Linked DNA regions of Homo sapiens: region 1 is linked to region 2. A link is a loop called in an ENCODE intact Hi-C map of the cell type or tissue named here. Cell type or tissue: ascending aorta. All regions are shown on one strand.

Region 1 (5,000 bases), 92 kb before region 2:
CCCAAATAGTTAAAGAAACCAGTGACTAACGAATTTTTTTTTTTTGAGATGGAGTCTCGCTCTTGTCGCCCAGGCTGGAGTGCAGTGGCGCGATGTCGGCTCGCTGCAATCTCCACCTCCCAGGTTCAAGCGATTCTCCTGCCTCAGCCTCCCGAGGAGCTGGGATTACAGGTGTGCACCACCACGCCCAGCTAATTTTTGTATTTTTAGTAGAGACAGGGTTTCACCATGTTGGCCAGGCTGGTCTCGAACTCCTGACCTCAGGTGATCTGCCCGCCTCGGCCTCCCAAAGTGCTAGGATTATAGGCGTGAGCCACCGCGTCCGGCTAACAGAAATTCTTGAGCTTACAGGATGGCAGATAAGAAACAGTTTGCTGAAACTCCGTTTGTAATATAATACAACTGGCTGAAATCAGTTGAAACCAATATAACCAAACGGAGTCCATGCAGAATGAGCTTGCTGATGTCGCAGCCTGAATTTCCACTGCACTTTTCACACTAACTCTACCTTAATTTGCACATGGGACCCAAGAAGAGGCTTGAAGAGACAACTGCACATGGTCGGGGACTTTCCAGACTTCCTTTTTCCTTCACCATTCACCTGTGAATCCCAGAATCCACCCTCTAAACCTTTTTTCACAATAGTGCTGCCTTAAGGGCAGCACAGAGAGATAGATTTGAACTAAACTCCTGTCACTTTGTTGGTCAACTCGCAATTAAGCTTTTCTTTTCTCAAACGCCTGGTGCCATAGTATTGGCTTCTGTGCACATCGGGCAATGAGGTCTTTTGCGTAGCAGTATTTGGATATCCGGTTTCCTCACGCTATTTATTGAAGCGACTGTCCTTTCCCCATCGTGTATTCTTGACACAAGATTAGTTGACTTGCCTAAGATTAGTTGACTGTATATGCATGGGGTTATTTCTGGTTTTTCTACGCTGTTCCACATTGGTCCATGCGTCTGTTTTTATGCTAGTACTTCACTGGTGAGTTCTACCTCTGGGAATAAATATAAGAATTCTCTAATCACTGGATGTTTGAAGCAATTCACTAAGCAACTCATTATGATGCTTTCTGGCAAAGGATCTCTGAATTTGTCTTCAAATTGTGGATAAAATTGGGTCAAATTTGGCCCATGTTGTCCTGGAGAATCATTTGTGTCACAAATTATCAAATTTATTAGTATAGAGCGGATTTTCATTCAATTTCCTATGTGTCTATGGTTATTTCTCTTTTTTCATCTCTCTCCTCCATCTCCCCGGCCCCATCTTGCTGTCATAAGCATCGTGACTTACCTATAATTCTCCCTACGACTCCAGTTATGGATCAACTTTACTTTTTTCTGTTAATTCTTACCTTCTTTCCATAAATATATTTAAATTTTTTCTGGTTTCCTCAACTGAAGTCAAACCAATTGAGTATTGGTGGGCCGGGCGCGGTGGCTCACGCCTGTAATCCTAGCACTTTGGGAGGCCAAGGCGGGCGGATTGCCTGAGCTCAGGAGTTCGCGACCAGCCTGGGCAACACGGTGACTCCCCGTCTCTACTAAAATACAAAAAAATTAGCCGGGCGTGGCGGCGGGCGCCTGTAGTCCCAGCTACTCGGGAGGCTGAGGCAGAAGAATGGCGTCAACCCGGGAGGCGGAGTTTGCAGTGAGCCGAGATCACGCCACTGCACTCCAGCCTGGGTGACAGAGCGAGACGCCGTCTCAAGAAAATATATATATATATTGGTGGATTCGGTTTCCCTTTATGTTTCTCAGAAAACCGTGTGAGCCCGTTTGGAGTCACTCCGTCTCCAAGCGACAGGCACTTCCGGACGCGGGGCACTGTGGGAAGTTGAGTTCGCGGGGCTCCTTCCTTCGCGCATGCGCACATGCACTCTTGGTAATGCTTGCAGGTGGCCCGTTCTTCCTCTTTGTCCTTCGCTGCCACGTGAGAGGGGAGTGTACGCGTGTGCGCGCGTGCGAGTGTGCGCGTGTGCAGTCCCCGACTCGTCCCGGCCCGTTCGGAGCCGCCCGGGAGCGCACAAAGGCCGACGGTTTGGGCGCGTGCGCGGGACACGGGGGACGGGCGGTGTCACGTGATCGCGAGGCCGCGGGCGCGCGGGCGCGACTCGGCGGCGGCGTCTTTTGTGAGTTCAGTGAGTTTATTGCGGGCCCGGCGCTGGGGGCTCCGGGAATGGCGGGGGAGGCGCGCGGGAGTGGCCGCGGGGAGCTTCGGCTTCAAGGCCCTGGGCGTCCGCGCGCGGATGCGGGTCTGGGGCGGGTTGGGGCTGGGCCGGGTCGTGAAGATGCCGTGGGCCGCGGAGCTGCGCGGATTCTGGGCTGTGGGGCGGGCACGGCCTTTCCGGAGGCGCCGCTCCTGGGCGTCCTTTCAGGCGGGCGTGGAGGCGCCAGCCTCGGGCGCGTTTAGCCTCGGGCGCGTTTAGCCTCGACCTCGGGCCAGCCCGCTTGCCGCGCCGTGGCCCTAAGGAGCGGCTGCCCTGCTGGACCGCATCCACCAGCAGCCTGGCTCTGCCGCTATCGAAGGAGGCTTTTAAAGCGCTGGGGTTACAGGTGTGAGCCACCATTCCTGGCCGTGTATTTTTTAATGGTTATATTTATTGACTGTTTTAAATTTTTTAAGTGACTTTTGCTTTTGGTATGGTGTAGCGAAATCTCCCCTCAAATTATACATATATTCATTCACCTGTGGTTTTTTTTTGTAGACATTCTTAGGGTTTCCATTATTTTAAAATTTAACCCACTGAAAGTAGTTGTATGAAATAGCTACGTTTATTTTCTTTCAAATATTCTTGTATTCATTAAATAATTTAATTTTACTGATGGCTTTGAAATGCTACATTTATTGCATGCTGACTCTTGCATATTTAGACAGTTTGCTTTTTTTCATCTGTATAACTTCTCTGGAGCCAGTGTCAAATGTTATAATGATTATAATTTGTATGTATTACAGTGGGCCTGTTCACACTCATTATTTTGTATTTCCAAAAGCATCCAGGCCCGGTGTGGTAGGGCATGCCTGTAGCCCCAGCTACTCTGTAGGTTGAGGTAGGAGGATCACTTGAGCCCAGGAGTTCAGGGCTGCAGTGAGCTATGGTTATGCCATTGCACTTCAGCCTGGACAACACAGTAAGACCCTGTCAAAAAAAAAAAAAAAGTGTCCGAATTGTTCTTGAACCTTTTTTCTTACACATAAACTTTAGAATTTTGAGATTCTGATTGGAGTCGATGAGTTATATAAATCATTTGAGGTCAAATTATCTTCACAATCTGAAGTCTTCCTATCCCAGAATAAAATCGAATTATAAATTTCTTTAATTCTATTTTTATAGTTCTCATTGGTGTTTTTAGTATGCTTCATATGGGTCTTGATATTCCTACATATTTTATGTATTTTGTCAATTATGAGTCGGATTTTATTTTTTTGTTATTTTATGTGAGTTGTTTATATCTTACAGAAATAAGGTTATTGACCTGGAAAGATGTTCTTCACATAATGGGAAAAAAACAAAAACAGCTTTTAAATATGACCATATGCTTCCATTGTATGAAAAATATCACAATAGTTTCCATCATCCTAAGAATGGTTACCTGTGGTGAGATCATAGATAATAGTTCTTATTTAGCTTGTGTATGTTTTTTATATTTTGCCATCATATATTACTTTTATAATAATAATTATAGCTAGTATATGTTTCGTATGACTGTGTGCCAGCTTTTGTTCTAAGATTTATGTATTATCACAATTTAAGGTATAAAGGAGTCATTTCTTGTATAACTGGGAGAAACTGCTGTGTGTTTCTGAGTTGGCACTGAAGTTTGAACCACAAAAAGGCATGAAAAAGAAAGTGCTGCTTGTTAGTGTGATACAGTTGAGGCAGGGCGTCCTTCATTTATATTTTTGTGGGAATTAGTGACTGAATGTGTGCATGGGAATAGGAGCTGACTCCAGGATTTATGTTGTGTGTGTTTGTGCATGTAGATATGCACAAATGACAATATGACTTTAGTATTCATGCTTTGAACATAGCAGGATAGAGAATTAACATTTGAATTTTGCTACTTACTAAATGTGCAATCACAGGCACATTTTACAATCACTCATTGTCCCAGTTTTCTCTCTGTAAAATGGAGATTATGTTAAACGCCTTATAGGGTTGTGCATGAGTTAAATTTAAAATGCTTAGTATATTGTCTCACATACAGAAAGCACTGGAATGTTAGCTGTAACTGTTATTACAAGGCCCCAGTCGCTTTCCTTTTAACACCTCATTTGTTTCTTAGACTCCCATTGTGAGGTCCACTTTATCTTCACCATTTTAGCAAGTACAGAAATTGAGGCTTTGAAGGCAAGAAAGGAGGGGGGAAAAACAGTAACCACAATAAACATTAAATGTATTCAATTTGTCAGTTAAAAGACACACTGTTGGTTTGGATTTTTTTTTTTTTTTTGAGATGGAGTTTCCCTTTTGTTGCACCAGGCTGGAGTACAATGGCACGGGCTGCAACATCCACCTCCCAGGTTCAAGCAACTCTTCTGCCTCAGCCTCCCAAGTAGCTGAGCTTACAGGTGCATGCCACCACGCCTGGTTTATTTTTGTATTTTTAGTAGAGATGGGGTTTCATCATGTTGGTCAGGCTGGTTGAACTCCTGACCTCAGGTGATCCATCTGCCTTGGCCTCCCAAAGTGCTGGAATTACAGGCGTAAGCCATCGCTCCTGGCCAATTTGGATTTTTTTTTTTTTAAACACCAATAAATTTGAGCTCTGAGCTGCTTATAAGGGACAAAGATAATGATGCTAAGATTTTTAGTGTAGTTGACCAGATGATAACATACCACGTAAATACCAAAAGAATGCTGAAGCCAGGTGTGGTGTTGTATGCCTATAATCCTAGCACTCTGGGAGGCTGAGGTGGGAGAATTGCTTGAGCCCAGGAGTTTGAGACTATCCTGGGCAGCATAGCGAGATCCTGTCTCTACAAAGAAAAAAAATAC
Region 2 (5,000 bases):
TTTAAGAAAAACTAAGCAAATGAATAAAAAAGGCAGTCATTAAAAACAAGAAAGGTAAACCTTGCACAAGAAAGAAACATATTATGGCTCAGTACTAAAGAGTAGTCATCAAATGAAAACACTGAACATATTTATCCAAAATTTGTGGGAGAACTACATTATAATATTTGTAAAATAATTACATTGTGATTTAAGGATGTAGAAAGAAGGCAGCCAAAGTTCTTATTTAACATGATAAAAATTTTAAAATAATGTCACAAATCGGTGAATAAAAAAATACTGAGAGGAGTTCGAAGCCAGAACTGCTTAAATATTTCCAAGTGGTTGCCACTGGGAAGAGATGGGGTTAAGGTGTTTCCTGTTTTTATTATGAGTCTTTTAACATATTCAGCTCTTAAAAATGTACACACACATTTCTTGGAGCACAAATAAAGAGTAGTAAATTAATTACCCAGTCAAATCAAGAAGCAGATGGCCAGGCACGGTGGCTCACGCCTGTAATCCTAGCACTTTGGGAGGCCAAGGCGGGCGGATTGCCTGAGCTGAAGAGTTCGAGACCAGCCTGGGCAACACCGTGAAACCCCGTCTCTACTAAAAAATACAAAAAATTAACCGGGCATGGCAGTGTGCGCCTGTGATCCCAGCTATTCCAGAGGCTGAGGCAGGAGAATGGCTTGAACCCGGGATGTGGAAGTTGCAGTGAGCAGAGATCCTGCCATTGCATTCCCGCCTGGGCGAGAGAGAGAGACTCTGTCTCAAAAACAAACAAACAAACAAAAACAAAAATTAGCTGGATTAGCCGGGCGTGGTGGGGCCTGAGGCAGGAGAATCGCTTGAATCCGGGTGGTAGAGGCTACAGTGAGCCGAGATCACGCCACTGCACTCCAGCCTGGAGACAGAGTGAAACTCTGTCTCGAAAAAAAAAAAAAAGTAGAAAAACAGAGACAAAGTAAAAGAAAAATTTAAAAATTAAGAGCAAAACTTACTGTAATAGGACCCCCCTCCCCAAAAAAGACCAAAACAAAACAACAAAAAAACCAAAACCAAATCTACATTTTTGAAAAGACTATGTACACATATACCTTATAGGAGTAATCAAGAAAAAAAGGCCTAGATAATTAGGTTCAAAAAAGAAAAAAATAACAATTACAGCAGTAAAATATTAAAAAGTGGTGATTTTAAAAATCACCATAGAAATTACTTACAGTGATAAAATAGCATGGGCAATTTTATGCCAATAAATTTGAAAAATTAGATTAAAAACAATTATCTAGGAAAGGTATCTAAAACAGAATACGAACTAAAAAACCTAATCAATGAGACTTTTTAAAAAATTGAGTCAGGGCCGGGTGCGGTGGCTCACGCTTGTAATCTCAGCGCTTTGGGAGGCCGAGGCAGGCTGATCACCTGAGGTCGGGAGTTCCAGACCAGCCTGACCAACATGGAGAAACCCCATCTCCACTAAAAATACAGAATTAGCTGGGCGTGGTGGCTCATGTCTGTAATCCCGGCAACTCACAAGACTGAGGCAGAAGAATCACTTGAACCCGGGAGGCGGAGGTTGCTGTGAGCCAAGATGGCGCCATTGCACTCCAGCCTGGGCAACAAAGAGCGAAACTCTGTCTCAAAAAAAAAAAAAAAAAAAATTGAGTCAGAAGTTAAATGCGTACTAAATATTTTAAGACCAAATAGCACCAAACTTTTGGAGGCGGGCGGGGGGCGGTGAGGGGTGGTGACCTGTTTTACAGAATAGAAGAGAGACTGTGCTGTCCAAATTATTCATGAAGCTTGTAAAATCTTGTTAGTATAACGGGCAAGGATAGTACACAAAAAGATTAAAACACAATCTTGTGAGCATAGGTGAAGTCAAAGGGAAACAGCCAATTGAATACACCAGAGTATTAAAGAAATAAAACCATATCGCATTCAACCACAGTATAAGGCAATAGGTGAAAAAAACGATGGCTGTGATTCAACTCATTACTAGGTTTAGAGATTCAAGAGAGGCTGCTGGACAGAGGCGTGCACCCTTTAGCCCTCCCGTGTTGCTTAGAGAAGGAGGCAAACGCGCATCCCCGGCCCCCCAGCGCTCCCTGCGTGGCACCCGCAGCCAGCCCGGGACCCCTCCGCCCCGCGCGCCCCTGGTCCCCACTCGCTCCCCGCGCTCCACTCGCACCCGGTAAGTAGCCCCTCCTCCCTCAAGGGCCTCTCCCACCGCCGCCTCCCGGGCAGGCTCCCTGCTGCTCAGACTCCCGTGAGGCGATCCCTGCACGCAGGAGAACTCAGCGGGCCAGGCTGATCCCACGAGGGACTTGTCCCGGGTGAACGAGCCACAGGCCCGCATGCTCACCCGTCCTCAGTGCCTGCCTCCAGGCGTCCGCGGTCCCGCCCGAGGGGGACGCGAGGCCGAACTACGTTTCCCAGGAGCTCCTGCGCCGCCCCGCAGAGGGGCCTGGTCTGTGCGTCACGGACGCGCTCTGGGCCGAAGGCCCGCAGGGTCCGGCACAGAGTGGCGGCTGCGGCGCCGGCGACGAATCGCCGGCTCTAGGGTCCCGGGGCGCGCGGCTGACGGGCTGGGGGCGGAGCGTGGCCTGAACGCCAGGCTGGGGCGCGTGCGTAACGGTGTGTGTTGTGGGTGCGTGTGCGTGCGTTCGCAGCAGGGGCGGGCGTAGGACCAATGGGGGCGGGGCGCGTGCGCGTGCGTGACGTCAGGCCACGGGGAGGTGGCGCCGCCGTGCCGAGCCGGCCTCAGACTCACCTCTGACGCCGCTCTTCGCGCTCCGCTGGTGAATGGAGTCGCGTTCTCTGTTTTGCTGTTGCTGCTGCCTTTGTGACGGGATCGCTTTCTCCCATCGAACCTTCTAGTTGCTTATTGCAGGTATATACGAAAGTGCTGAATTTTGTGTTTGCATCGTCATCAGGCGCGTGTTGAGCCCTTTAGTAATGTAGCAGTGTATTAGCTTCGTATTTCTAGGTAGACGGTAATTTCGTCAATGAAAAAATTTAACGGTGATCGTCACCCCTTGCCTCAGTCACTTTCTGTCCCTCGCGCGGCCCCGGCGTTCACGGCGGACGTTCTTGTTCTGTGGAGAATAACGGCTGCACCTGGAGATTGACGCAGAGTGGGCGGCGGTGGTGGTAAGTTTGAACCAGATATTTTCAGTAATACAAAATAAGGTTTCTTCTAGTCTAACTTCCATTTTTCCCCCCAGCTGGGATAGATGTTTAAAATTTTGCATATGGCCTTTCTAGTATTTGTTGAAATAGTGACGCCGATTCGTGTGTGGTCTTTTAAAAACAAATCCTGCATCTCTAGCTCTTAGCTTCCTCATCTTTGTTTTGTTTTTTAATCAGATAGATTAACTGAAGGCGTGTTTGTGTGGTTAATCTATTTTTTTTATTTTCAGAGACAGATCATAAGTTTAATTACTATATTTTTATTTTCCCTTGACACTAGATATATATACGCCATCTAACACATAATATGAGTGTCAAAGATAAGGTTAACATCAAGATTTCGTACGTAGATCCCACCCAAAGTGTATGCAGAAGGTGAACAATTTCAATTCCAGCTATACATTAATTGCAGAAAGATACTGTTAATTAAAAAAAAAAAAGTAAAAGGGAAGGCAGGATGTCACCCAGAATGCCAGCCAACAAGTGTTATTAGGTTAGAAATGACTGCAGTTAGGTCTCCGAGAACTGGATAGCACAAATCCTCCCTACCCTTTTGAAAATTACCTCCACACTAACTTTTCTCTTGTGACATAACTAATCTCTTCTGTTTTACTAAAATTGTCCCCCATCTTCCAAAGCCTCTTGGATGGTAAGTTGCACACGCTCCTGCCTCTTTTTGAAAGTTACATTTGTTTTTTGATTACTTCTCTCAGCATGCATTTCTTTAGCTCTTAGTATATGCTAGTCACAAGGGCAGAGATTTGAGATACACATCATAAATTAAATGAGAATTTCTGCTTATCAGTATTTTATATAAGCACTGTCTGGAAATTCTACTTAGGACAATATTTAAGTAGATATGAGGCTTACCTTCTGGAAAAGAGATTACAAAATTATCCTTGTTAATTAATTAACTAATTAAGTCCCCAAAATGAGAAGAGATTCAATTACTATCAATAATTTGTAGTAAAGTGACTGAAAAGGAAATATATAAGCTAATAGATTGATTGCCGTCCTCAACAAGTTAGCACATACTTTTATTTTTAAAAAGTCTTCACAATAGGAAGAAAATAATTTTAGCTAGAAATATATGTGAACTATATGAGAAAAACTTCAAAACCTTACTAGGCAATTCTTACTAGAAGAATAAAGGATGAGTAAGAATAAAAACAGTTCTGTTTATAGATTATATTCAATTGTCAAGAAAATCTGAGAATTTTTTTTTTTTTTTTTGAGATAGAGTTTTGTTCTTGTTGCCCATGCTGGAGTGCAATGGCTCGATCTTGGCTCACTGCAACCTCTGCCTCCTGGGTTCAAGCAATTCTCCTGCCTCAACCTCCCTAGTAGCTGGGATTACAGGCGCCAGCCACCATGCCCAGCTAATTAACATATGCCAGTCACAAGGGCAGAGATTTGAGATACACATCTTAAATTAACAAGAGCAACAAGAGCGAAACTCCGTCTCAAAAAAAAAGTATTTTAAGGAAAAAGAAATTTCTTATTGTTAATATCTCTGTTGTGCCTACAAGAGACTCTTTTACTTTCATCAGCAGTACTCTTTCTAGCATGTCTCATGTCAGCCAGGGCTTTTAATTCTTCTGGCTATGAAGCAAGGTTGGGACAAGATATGATATAGGCCACCTTTGTCTGTGTATGTGCCTCTTTGACTCGTAATGAACATCCAAGAGCATTATTTTTTCCTCTTTCCACACAATATCTCCTTGCTGACTGATCCTAACATTTCCTGTTCAAAATTTTATTATGAAGAATTTTGAGCATACAGCTAAATTAAAAGAAGTTTACAGTGAATACTTATAAACCTT

What was found. Hi-C counts contacts between places; a loop is a spot of excess contacts. Peaks named below come from ENCODE experiments on the same cell type or tissue, not always from the same donor. Only the 100,000 strongest peaks of a DNase experiment are listed, where the experiment ranks them.
Region 1: it touches region 2 in a loop (7-fold over the local background); 30 of 110 quality-filtered maps call a loop at or near these places.

Annotation. Positions count from the first base shown.
Region 1 is chr12:133,035,414-133,040,413 of GRCh38, forward strand. ZNF84 (zinc finger protein 84) reads left to right here and starts at 2,096. Exons shown (of 5, transcript NM_001289971.2): 1 at 2,096-2,132. ZNF84-DT (ZNF84 divergent transcript) reads right to left here and starts at 1,809. Exons shown (of 3, transcript NR_110091.1): 1 at 1,356-1,809. RefSeq lists an enhancer at 1,713-1,802 and a silencer at 2,023-2,202. In ascending aorta, no CTCF peak of the experiment used is centred here; a DNase peak (open chromatin) is centred at 1,938; H3K4me3 peaks cover 2,915 bases; H3K27ac peaks cover 1,464 bases.
Region 2 is chr12:133,127,877-133,132,876 of GRCh38, forward strand. ZNF891 (zinc finger protein 891) reads right to left here and starts at 2,398. Exons shown (of 2, transcript NM_001277291.2): 1 at 2,351-2,398. ZNF10 (zinc finger protein 10) reads left to right here and starts at 2,751. Exons shown (of 5, transcript NM_015394.5): 1 at 2,751-2,878. RefSeq lists silencers at 2,014-2,193, 2,564-2,803 and enhancers at 2,854-3,133, 4,216-4,385. In ascending aorta, CTCF peaks have their summits at 2,166 and 2,380; a DNase peak (open chromatin) is centred at 2,495; H3K4me3 peaks cover 2,717 bases; H3K27ac peaks cover 2,400 bases.